3 separate regions of the Homo sapiens genome follow, and regions 2 and 3 are each linked to region 1. The links are chromatin contacts, found by Hi-C or POLR2A ChIA-PET in ENCODE. All regions are on one chromosome and are shown on one strand. The core of a region is the stretch at or near the end of the contact, and the rest is flanking DNA. Distances in the headings are between cores, read along the strand shown.

Region 1 (3,934 bases), core at 457-2,956:
TGTCATGGGGTAATATTATTGCTCCAGAGCCCTGTGGCCAGGGTCCTGCTGAGGGCTCCACACAGAGGGGACAGGGTGGCATGTAGACAGAAGGCTCTCACTGACTGGACCTTGGGACCCTTGAGATTCTGAGCCCAAGAGGTGTCACCCCACCCCATTGGACCTTATCGACGGCCTCTCCCCTGAAGAGCAAAGGCTGAGGGCAAAAAGGAAAACAGATTAACAGCGCAAAAGCTCCCTGGGTCTTCAGCCAGGAGCGGCAAGTTCCTTACAAATTTACACACATGTGGCAGAAGCGTAACAATAAGCAGAGTCGTGCTGGGCTAGCTGCGCCGCTTCTGCCGTGGAAGAACAGGTTCGGCAGCCAATCTCCTGGGAGGAGCCCTCTTTGGTGGAAATTTGGACACACAGGAAGAGCACACACTGGTGGGGCCTTGTTCCCTGCAGCACCATCTGGGTGAAAAGGAGGCCAGCATACGCAGTTTGGAAGCAAGAAGTCACAGCATGAAATATGCAGGACTTCCCTCTCCTAAGGCACAGTTTTCCCAGGTTCAAAATAAGCAGCGTGATGTCCTCTGCCCACCCACCCCCTCCTTTTCTTGTAGTGTCCCTTATCTCACTTAACAAAGTGTGGGCTCTCACCAAACCAGAGAGCCTTCCTGAAACAGGCAGAGAGAGCACTGCTCCCCACCCCTCACATCCTCCCTACCCTTTCCCCCGACCCCCCTCGCCAAGCCACAGAGGGAGGGCAGTTCCCAGGGTAAGCCTCGTGTACCAAAAACGGTCTGTGCTCTGCGTGTGCGAGGATTGAGAGCCACAGTGGACTAAAGCCAGGAGACTTGGTGTCGAGTTCTAGCTCTGCCACCAACATGTTCAGCGGCTTGGAGCATGTCACTTGGTGTCACCACGCCTCCGTTTTCTCTCTGTAAAACAATCCAGGTAGTACGGTATTTCAGTGTTGCAAAGATCCTTAGAGATTTAGTCCAGGAGTTGGCAAAATACAGTCCACTGGCCAATCTTGTTCACCACTTGTCTTTGTAAATAAAGTTTTATTGGAATACAACCACGCCCCTCCATTTACAACCCATCTGTGGCTGCTTTCATGCTACAGTGGTGGCTTTGGATAGTTGAGAGAGATACTGACCATGTGGTCTACAAGCCTAAAATATTATATTTGTCTCTTTACATAAAAAGTTTGCCAGCCCCTGCTCTAGGCCAACATCATCATGTTAACAACACAGAAAGAGAGGCATGGGCAGATTAAGGAATTTGCCAAACTCATAGAGCAAGTCAGGGCAGAGGCTGGGACAGCCTGGCGCTCCTGATTTACATTGGCCCAGAGTTCTTACCTGGTCTAAAGCTCTCCGTCTGATTCTAGGTAGAAGCTGTGCTGGGGAGAAGCCTTGTGGGGATAGAGGAGCCGGTTCCATGAAAGAAGTCTATGCAGTTGGGGCAGAACCCTGAGACTTCTGCAGCAGGGACAGTTCTGTTGCATTCTGTATGGGTCAGCGTGAGGCTACCACACCTCAGGGCTGCTGAGCTTAAGAGAGGAGCCAAATGGCTCTCTTGATAGGAAATGGGGCTTCAGGTTGAAATCAGATGAGAGCTGGCCTCTGAGGACATTTTAACCACAGGTCACAGCTCTTGGTAAACTTTAGTTGGCTTTTGAACCACGGGGAGACATTTTTTCTTGCCTCTTTACTTACTGGCTATTTCCTCCTTCTAGCATTCATTAATCTGACTGGTTAACCATTGAACCCAACTCAGTCTCCTCTTGTTTCAAATCTTGTTCTCCCTGTTGGCTTCAGAAAAAGAGTTCACACTAAACAAACCTACTTTTTTTCTCTTTCTTTTCACAGCCAGAGCCAAGTGATAAAGGAGGTGGGGTCAGGGGTGCTATGTTTACTCTAAAAGACACACCCAAACCTGAGCTCTGGGAGTGGGGAGGGCCCTTCTAATGCAGGCCAGCCATTTTCAGAAAGAAATGTATCAGCTGCAACAGACACAAGGCAAAAGCAGCTTAATTAATTGGCCTATGGGCACAATTTAGAGAAGAGATTTATACAAGCCTTAATTTTTCTGATTTCTCCATCATTGTGTAAAGTATCATATTTCCTGCTTCTTAACACAATTGCTATTTGCTTTAAATCCACCAGTTAAATGGAGAGTGGCTTATAAAAGGAGAATTATAAGAATGGAGGAGGGAACAGAGCCGAGGCTGTGGGAAGGAAAAAGAGAAAGGGGCTGGGGCAATGTAAGGGAAGAGCCTTCTGAACAGAAGGGCCTCAGAGCCTGACATCAGCCCTGTCACCACTTTCCTGTGAATTGTTAGGGTCTGCTGGAATGTAAGCTCCATGAGGACAGGATTTTATTTGTTCACTGCTGTATCCCCAGCACCTAGAATAGTGTCTGACATGGAGTAGGTGCTCAGATGTGTATTTGCTGAATGAACGAACACAGTCTTTCAGCAGGGAATTGAGGCCCCACAGTGGTTCATGTGTTGTCTTTGTCCAAACGGATTCAGAAGCTCCTCTTGAATTGGCACAGAAGTCACCATAAAACTTCATGAAGGACAAGAAGGACTCTCTCTCTCCTGAACCATGAAGATAGCTGCAGAAAAATCTCACCCCCAAGGGTAGTATTTCCACTAAACACCCAGGGAGATCCAGGCAGTGCCCAACACAGCCCTGTCATTGTGAGTTTCTCCTTGTCATTCAAAGGGACCATATGTACACAATGTACACAATGGGAATTTATACCTTATTCTAATAATGCCTACTAGTTAGTGAACACTATTTTGTGTCAGGCATTTCACAAATATTTTCTCATTTAGTCTTCATGGTAACATTGCTAGGTAGCTATTATTACCCCCATTTTACAGATGAGAAAATGAAAGGTTACTGATATGGTTTGGCTGTGTCCCCACCCAAATCTCATCTTGAATTATGGTTCCCATAATCCCCACACGTGGTGGGAGGGACCCAGTAGGCGGTAATTTATTCATGGGCGTGGTTACCTCCATGCTGTTCTCGTGATACTGAATGAGTTCTCATGAGATCTGATGGTGTTATAAGGGGCTTTTCCCCTTTTGGTAGGCATTTCTCCTTCCTGCCACCATGTGAAGGATGTGTTTGCTTTCCCTTCTGCCATGATTGTAAGTTTCCTGAGGCTTCCCCAGCCATGCTGAGCTGTAAGTCAATTAAACCTCTTTCCTGTATAACATACTCAGTCTTGGGTATGTCTTTATTAGCAGTGTGAGAACAGACTAATACAGTTACTGAATTTGCTTATGGTCACACAGAGTTCTGATCTGTCTTAGGCTTGTCTGACCCTATAGACAGTGCTCCTTCCCCCAACCACACATTCTGCCTCTGTCTCTGTAACCTTGGGCAAGTCACTTCTCTTGGGCTTCAATGTTTGTGTTCTCAAATGTGGGAAGCTGAGCGATGTTATTTAGAAAGTTTTCCACCTGTGGGTCTGTGAACAGATGACTTCATTCCTTTGCAGGCTACAGCTTCATTTTGCTTTTGGAAGTTGAAATAGCAACACCCTTTACTGAGAGTAGCTGAAAATCTTTTCTGTTCCCTCAGTTTGGTGATACTTTGAGGCACTCTGCTAAGTCCTGGCTTTGCTTCCTTTTATATAGTAAAGAGTAGCCCAGTTTTTAATCTTAGCCCCAGCCTCAGCTGGGCTCCCACCACCATCCTTGCTGCCCTGGCTGTAGGTCTTTGCAATGGTCCCAAATTCTTTTCCATTTGTTCAGTGCAATAGTAAAAGTAAGCAGACCCCTTCCAGGAAGCTGTGCACAGGGCAGCATGCTGACGCGGCTTCCCTGTGCTCTGAGAGCAGGTTTCCTCAGACAGCCTCTCAGGCACCGGCGAACATGTTTCCTTCTAAAGCTGAGGTGGTGAGGGGAGAAGATGGAAGAGAGGTA
Region 2 (3,934 bases), core at 984-3,483, 950 kb before region 1:
TACCCCAGTCTAGAGTTGTATTTTTAGAGGTCATGTTCACTATTTCTTAGCGGCTTATCTCAAAGAAAAGGAATACCACGCAGGGGGAGACTTATTTAAACTACAAAACACACATCATCTTCTGACTTGTACAAAGTTCTTATAGAAGTTTTCTGGTCACATTAATTGGGTGAGTCATTTTATCTCAAACAGGTAGGTGTATTATGCAATTTTTCATGAGAAAACATAAATACAGATTTACATATGGTCACCTGAATTTTTAGACATTGCCATCTAATTCAACCATGCATTTGTAATACATTGAAGGCCGAAACAGGACAAGGCTGCAAGCCAAATTCAGACTGCAGGCAGCCGATTCATAACATCTGGATTAGAATAATTAATGTAATAGAACAAGAGCAGGAAAATAATTAATAAATAGAACAAAATAATTAATGTAACAGAACAAGAGCAGGAAAAGCTGGTATCATAAGAGGCACTGGAAATTTGCTGTTTCCAAGCTGGTAAAAGAAAGGCAAAAGAAAGGTATTTGCAAATCCATTGCAAGAGAAGAGAGATGGTAGGAGTCCTCCCTCTGCATAACATTTTCAAGGGCTTCCCTTGCAGGCTTAGTGTGATACCAAATGAGGTTCTAGATGACACTGTTTAACATGATGCCTGGCACCTAGCAAACAGCCAATACATGTTAATGCTTTTATTACTGTTATTAAGATAGCAAAACTTAAATGGGTCTTCCACACCAGCTACATGACCTCTGGTAAACTACTTAACATTTCTAGCTCAGTTTTCTCATCTGTAAAATGTGTCGGCACAGACCAAGCTTCAATAAATGTCAGCTGTTATTACTGGTATAGAGGTGATGGGAAGCCCTTCCCAAAAATGTGATCCATGAGAAAAGAAAAACTCTAAAAGCTGTGAACAAAAGGCAAAGTTTTAACAAATTACATTCCGATGGTTGATTCGACTTTAGGCCTATTATTTAACCCACCTGCACTTTTACTGCTTGGTTTGTAGAATGGAGAAAAACAAACTCATTTACTTCATAGGGTAAAATCATCTTGTACATTCTCTTGTGTCAAACAATGATTACAATTATTAGCCCAGATATTAAATATTAACACTTCTATTCCATGACACACACCCATGACGACCACTCACAAATTCATGTGGCACTGGCAGCTCCTTTGGCCCACACTTCAGGAATCGTGCTACATAACAACCCCCACTGCCCGTGAGGCAGGGTCCATCTTCAGCTCCCAACGTGCTTTCACACCCAGCAGGCTCACTGGTCCCCACATCCAGTGACTGGGAGTTCAGATAATTTTGTCCCCATTTTACAGATGAGGATTTAGACACTGGGTCTTTGAATTAATAACCCAAAGCTCACCCTAGGTTATGACCTTGCCTGCCTCTAGTAGCAAATACATGCTACAGAGAAAGGCTCAGAAAAAGTCTTAATTTAGGAGTTTGCTAAACTTCAGTCATTGCTTTTTTTATTTTTATTTGGGATAGAGTTTCGCTGTTGATGCCTAGGCTGGCATGATCTCAGCTCACTGCAACCTCTGCCTCCCAGGTTCAAGAGATTCTCCTGCCTCAGCCTCCTGAGTAGCTGGGATTACAGGCACCTGCCACCACACCTGGCTACTTTTTGTATTTTTTTAGTAGAGACGGGGTTTCACCATGTTGGCCAGGCCGGTCTCGAACTCCTGACCTCAGGTGATCTGCCTGCCTCGGCCTCCCAAAGTGCTGGGATTACAGACGTGAGCCACCGCGCCCGGCCATAGTCATTGCTTATTAATACAGCTGGTACGAGCAGACCCAGGCTAATATTATAGCAACTGAAAAGCAGAACGTAGCTCTATAATTACCCTAATGTTTCTAACAGAATTACACAAAGGGCATAGAATTATGTACAAAAGGGGGAAAATTGTATTAGACACCTCTGAACCTTTGAAATTGTATTACTTAGAACCTTGGCAAATGAGCAGTAAGTATTTAAAGAAGATTAAGATGAATTTTCCTTTTGGTGTCCTACTTAATTTGCACGACAATATTTGGCTTCCACAGTCAATGTAAACTGCTCAGGGCCGCCTTGGTGCCTTCCAAGACGCAGTTACATTCAGCCCAGCCAGCTGCCCAGAGCTTTTGCACCACCAAAAGCAGCAGGGGCCAAGTTACCAACCTCCCAACGCAGGTCAAAGCACCCCTGGAGTTTAATGAGTCACTCTTCTGAGAGCCACAGCCAGCGATGTGGGTTTCCCCATGTGTCAAGTGACATGACGTCTTTACTTCTTCGAATGAGAACCGAAACTGCGTTCCAAACATTTCCTTGAAATATAAATCACTGCCCTCAAACCGACCACCACTGCAAATCTCTACATCTAACCCATCATTTCAAAAGTATAGCTACCTAACACAGGTTTTGATATCAGTAAGAGGCAACTCTACTTACGGAGTCCTAAAATCACAGACCAGGAAGGGAAGCCTAATTTCCTCAATTTATAGTTGGGGAAAGTGAGGGCCAGAAAGAGGAGGTGATTAGCTGAAGATGACACAGTAAGTGACAGAAGAAGGCTGCCAACACCCCTTGACTGTATGGGAAAACATCGCATTTCCTCAAACATCTGGGAAACATCCTTAACAATTCTCAGCACTTAGCACTTAGCCTCAGGTGGGCTTCACTGCCCATTTCTCAGGGTCCAGTCCAGGCATTCCCCCGTGTCCAAGCACTTTTCTCCCTTTCGAAACCAGTGCATGATTCCCGTCCCCCACATCTTTAAAGAGCCACCTCTGGCTGGGGGGTGGCTCATGTCTGTAATCTCAGCACTTTGGGAGGCCCACGGTGGGAGGATCGCTTGAGGCCAGGAGTTTGAAAACAGTCTGGGCAACATAGAGAGACCCTATCTCTACTACATATTTAAAAATTAGCTGGGTATAGTGGTCTGTGCCTATAGTCCCAGCTACTGTGGAGGCTGAGGCAAAAGGATTGTTTGAGCCCAGGAGTTAGAGGCTGCCTGAGCTATGATTGTGCCACTGCACTCCAGCCTAGGGAACAGAGACAGACTCTGTCTCTAAAAAAGAAATAATTTAAAGAGCCACTCTTGTTTTCCCATTCTGTTCCCTGTTCAAGCTCTTCTCTCCCCAGCAAATTTTTGTTGTTTTTGTTTTGTGTTGTTTTGTTTTTGAGACAGAGTCTCGCTCTGTCACCCAGGCTGTAGTGCAGTGGCGCAATCTGGACTCAAAACGACCTCTGCCTCCTAGATACAAGCGATTCTCCTGCCTCAGCCTCAGGAGTAGCTGGGATTATAGGCGCCCACCACCATGCCTGGCTGATTTTTTTGTATTTTTAATAGAGACGAGGCTTCACCATGTTGGACAGGCTGGTTTCAAACTCCTAACCTCAAGTGATCCACTCGCCTCGGCCTCCCAAAGTGGTAGGAGTATGAGCCACCCCACCTGGCCTCCAATGGATTTTTGAGTAGAACGTGGTTTCCGCAGCTTTTTGCCCAATCCTGTACCTGGCTTCCCTTGAAGATAAGCACAGGGACTATTTTCACCTGAGAGGTCTTCACCTCTCATTTTAATAGGGAGGCAACAGGTAACTGGAGAAACAAACCTGAGAACATGTAAAAGCTGCCAGTCTTACAAACATTTTGCCCATGTCCATAACACAGTGTCATTTTTTTTTCTGAGAAAGCGATTGGAGTTTCCACTTTATTGCTCAAACTAGAGATGAATCTCCGTCCCTCCACCTTCCACCATTCTTTAAGAATCCTTTTGCTGCTTCCCACCCCATTCTTCCATCTCTCACCTGAGTAGCAGGTGCATGCATTCTAACTAGGGTGTGCCAATTTCACCAGGCAGCTCTCCCTCAAGGGAAACCTCCCTTTAGGCTTTTTCTCACCTCATCACAACACAAAAAGATAAGACTGAT
Region 3 (3,934 bases), core at 499-2,998, 790 kb after region 1:
GGTCTTCTGGCTTCACACGCGGGGGCTTTGCTCCGTACCCTGTTGTTCTCAGCCACTTCCCCAGCTCTTGGGGCCAGGGTGCCAGCTGACCTTAACCCAGCCCACACACCACTCCGAAGACACATTCTTCTAAGAGAAAGGGGAGCAGGGGAGGTTCAGGGATGGCAAGGCCCTGAAAACAAATGGGTATGTCCAGATCCCAGGCAGGGTGAGAAGCAGAGGCTCACTCTTAACCCCTCCAAGGTTGGCAAAGTGCCTAACAGTGCTGGTCTGAGGACAACTGTGAGGAACAAAAGGATAATGCGTGTCCAGCGCCTTGTTAGTTTCCAGCCTCTGATCTGAACAGTTTAATCTCTCTTACCAGCCTGCCCCTTTCCAATAGGATCTGGGGTTTTGGTTCTTTCCTTTCACTCAGACAAGTTATTTAACCTCTCAGAACCTCAGGGTTCCCTACAGAAAGTGGGGGTAACAGCACCTACCTCCTGGTGCTGATATTGTGAGTGGCAGGCATTGAATGAGTTAATGAATGCAACACTGGGCCTACAGTAAATGTTCTAGGCGTCTTTTTATTTGTATTGCAGTACTGGGTAGTGGGGCTGCAGAATCTCTGCAATACGACCAAACGCCTTAGGAGAATATCCACTGAGTGCCTACAGGGAGACAGTTCTAACCTCTCCCAGGGGTGCTGGTCCTTTCTCCCCTGCCAGGGAATGCTTGGGCGGCACCATCCTGAGCACTGCTAGTGGATTTCCATGCCTAGGACAGAGCGGCTGAGGACCTGGAGATTCACTCTTAGAACTTAGGCTACCGTGGGCATCTGGACAAACCAGTCCAGGTGCTGGACAGACCAGGGCAAAGACAGGCCAGCTGGATCATATCACTACCTCCCTTCCCACCTAAGAGGACTTTGGGTAAACTGAGGCCAGAAACATCAAGGGACTTGCCAAGGTCCTAAGAGTTGGTGGCCTAGCTGGAGCAATACAAATGATGTTTAATGAGCATTTACTAAGTGCTTTAACGGTACTGATTCATCGAATCCTCCCATCATCCTATGAGGTATTATCTCCGGTCATAGGAGGCCCAGAGAGGTTCTGGAGCTTGCCCAGGTCACACTGCGAGTCAATGGCGAAGGGCTGACAATAGCACCCAGGGCTCGCGGTGTCCTCGGGGCCCCATCCGCTGCACCACCCAGCCTCCTCCCTTTGGCTCACAGCCCAGCTTCCCTGTGCGTGGGATCCGGAAAGAAGATCCCACTTCAGTCTACAGAGCAATGTTCCATTGGATCCTATTACTGAGCCATCTCCTTCATCCCCCTTTCCGCCCCCTCCTCTAGGTTTCCGAGAGGGAGCAGCAGGGGATTGGCGCCCGTTTCCCCGCCCGACAGCCCCCCGACCCGTGGCCCCATTACAGCGCGTGGGCGGCGATCCAGCAGGAGGAGGCGCAGATCCACAGGCCGAAGGAGATGCAGACGCGGTGGCGGGCGAAGCAGCGGTCCAGGTAGTCCCAGTCCCAGAGCGCGGGCGCGGGGCTGGGCGCCTCCCCCATGGCGCGGCTGGGCGCGCGGCGCGGGGCCGGGGACCTGGGCGCAGCCTCCCTCGCCGCGGGCAAGCCCCGAGCGCCGCCGCCCCGCGTGCCCTTCTCTGGGTTCCGTTCCGCCGCGGCGCCTCCGGCCGAGCGCACCGACCGCGGGCAGAGAAGGGCGCGCTCCCGGGCGCGGGCGGCGGCGGCGAAGGCGCCGGGGAAAAGTTTCCGGGACCGCGCGCTCCCCACCCCTCGCGCTATTGTCGGGGGTCGGCAGGGCGGAGGCCGCCCCCCAGCGGCGGGAGCCGGGAGCTGCGCGCGCACAAAGACTGCGGCCCCCGCCCCCCGCCGACCTCTTCGCGGTCACCCACCTCCAACATCCTGGCCGGAGCGGGGCGGGCGGCTGGGCTCGCGGACGGCCGAGTCCCTGCCGGTCGCTGTAAGGCACGGCGTCCCTTCCTGCGTATTGTCCACATTTCCTGAGCCAACAGCAATTAGTTGCGCTGCTGAAGCGCATGGGTGCTGGGATCCCGAGGTGAAGGGGGCGTGGTCCTGATCGCCGACAGGGCGCAGTAAAAAGGGTGGGGTGCAAGACCAGGAAGGAGGAAACAAACGTGCCGGAGAACAAATACCCCCACATCTGCCTCTCACTCTCCTTTCTGAAGCTGCCAACGGCACCCTCCGCCCCCAGGCAGTCGCCCAAGCCCTGCTCCTGGATGTCATCCTAGCCCACGGCCCCGCAGCCAAGAGCTGGTTATCTCTGCAACCGGCCGCCTCCTGTCCAGCCACACACCGCACAGTTCAAGTACACAGGGCTGTTTTTCTTGAGAGTAAACTATTATTGTAATTTTTAAATCTCCTTATTGATTTTAGTAGGTTTGTTTAAAGCAAGACATGACTTGAAAACAATATTTCTATAGAAGGAGCAGGATTGAAAAAAAGAAAAAAAATCTTTTTTAATTTTCAAAAACTACAGCTTTATTTAGATATTATTTATATGCCATAAGCATAGTCTTTTTTTTTTTTTTTTTTTTTGAGACAGAGTCTCACTCTGTTGCCCAGGCTGGAATGCAATGGTGCGATCTCAGCTCCCTGCAGCCTCCGCCTCCCAGGTTCAAGCAATTCTCCTGCCTCCGCCTCCCAAGTAGCTGGGACTACAGGTGCCCGCCACCACACCCGAGTAATTTTTGTATTTTTAGTAGAGACGGTGTTTCACCATGTTGGCCAGGCTGGTCTTAAACTCCTGACCTCGTGATCTGCCCTCCTCAGCCTCTTAAAGTGCTGGGATTACAGGTGTGAGCCACCACATCCAGCCTACATAGTACTTTTAAAATGTACAATTCTGGCCAGGCACGGTGGCTCACAACTGTAGTCCCTGCACTTTGGGAGGCTGAGGCAGGCGGATCACTTGAGGTCAGGAGCTCAAGACCGGCCTGGCCAACATGGTGAAACACTGTCTCTACTAAAAATACAAAAATTAGCCGGGCATGGTGGTGCGCGCCTGTAATCCCAGCACTTTGGGAGGCCGAGGCAGGTGGATCACTTGAGGTCAGGAGTTTGAGACCACCCTGGCCAACATGGTGAAACCCCATCTCTACTAAAAACACAAAAATTAGCCAGGCATGATGGCAGGCGCCTGTAATCCCAGCTACTCGGGAGACTGAGGCAGGAGAACTGCTTGAACCTGGGAGGCGGAGATTGCTGTGAGCTGAGATGGCGCCACTGCACTCCAGCCTGGGCGACAGAGCAAGACTCCATCTCAAAACAAAACAAAAAATAAAATGTACAATTCAGCAGTTTTTAGTGTATCCATAGCGTTGTGCAACCAACATCACTGTCTACTTTTAGAACATTTTCATCACCCCCATCTGAAAAGAACCCGGCCCACTGGCAGTTACTGTCCACTCCCCTCAACACTCGCAGCCCAGGAATCGCAAATCTACCTTCTGTCTCTATGGATTTGCCCATTTTGGACATTCCACATCAATGGAATCATCCACTATATGACCTTTCTGTGACTTTCACTTAGCATGTTTTCAAGGTTCATTCATGTTGCTGCGTGTTATCAGTACTTCATTCCTGTTTATGGCTCATCATAATACATGGTATGGGTATTTTTATACCACATTTCGTTTATCCACTCATTAGTGGGATGTTTGGATTGCTTTCACCTTTGGGCTATTATGAATAATGCTGCTCTGAACATTTGTGCACAAGTTTTTGTGTGGACACAGGTTTCATGCTCTCTTGGGTATATACCTAGGAGTGTCCTTGCTGGGATCTGTGGTAACTGTGTTTAATGTTTTGAGGAATTGCCAGACTATTTTCCAAAGTGGCTACACTATTTTAGTGGTTCACTGTGTTTTCAAAGTTATGATTTGGCTTGGTAAGGTGGCTCATGCCTGTAATCCCA

Evidence for each region. A loop is a pair of places that touch in the nucleus more often than their neighbours do. ChIA-PET counts read pairs that join two places held with the same protein, here RNA polymerase II (POLR2A). Pooled maps may share reads with other maps.
Region 2: a loop to region 1 is called in a pooled map, with 3 times the contacts of the local background. The contact joins the enhancer-like site here to the promoter of LINC02038 in region 1. A Hi-C loop is called at or near these places in 1 of 37 single-sample maps with no recorded cell type and 2 of 50 pooled maps. POLR2A ChIA-PET finds 5 or more read pairs at or near these places in 1 of 52 experiments (A673).
Region 3: a pooled map shows a loop between it and region 1 (4-fold over the local background). The contact joins the promoter of TMEM44 here to the promoter of LINC02038 in region 1. A Hi-C loop is called at or near these places in 1 of 50 pooled maps. POLR2A ChIA-PET finds 5 or more read pairs at or near these places in 2 of 52 experiments (B cell and BJ).

The regions. Positions count from the first base shown.
Region 1 is chr3:193,842,303-193,846,236 of GRCh38, forward strand. It overlaps LINC02038 (long intergenic non-protein coding RNA 2038), which reads right to left and starts at 1,707. Exons shown (of 3, transcript NR_146718.1): 1 at 1,350-1,707; 2 at 776-923; 3 at 1-453. RefSeq lists a silencer at 218-401.
Region 2 is chr3:192,890,963-192,894,896 of GRCh38, forward strand. All of the region lies in intron 1 of MB21D2 (Mab-21 domain containing 2), which reads right to left. Among named protein-coding and RNA genes, the nearest start is that of MB21D2, 25 kb to the right of the region's middle. RefSeq lists an enhancer at 2,134-2,443. Within about 2 kb of position 2,234, at least 16 of the 41 ENCODE cell types and tissues checked have a DNase peak (open chromatin) inside an H3K27ac peak, as active enhancers do.
Region 3 is chr3:194,631,671-194,635,604 of GRCh38, forward strand. TMEM44 (transmembrane protein 44) reads right to left here and starts at 1,749. Exons shown (of 10, transcript NM_001011655.3): 1 at 1,409-1,749. The coding sequence starts at 1,545. It overlaps TMEM44-AS2 (TMEM44 antisense RNA 2), which reads left to right and starts at 1,258. Exons shown (of 2, transcript NR_186047.1): 1 at 1,258-1,497. RefSeq lists a silencer at 1,518-1,947.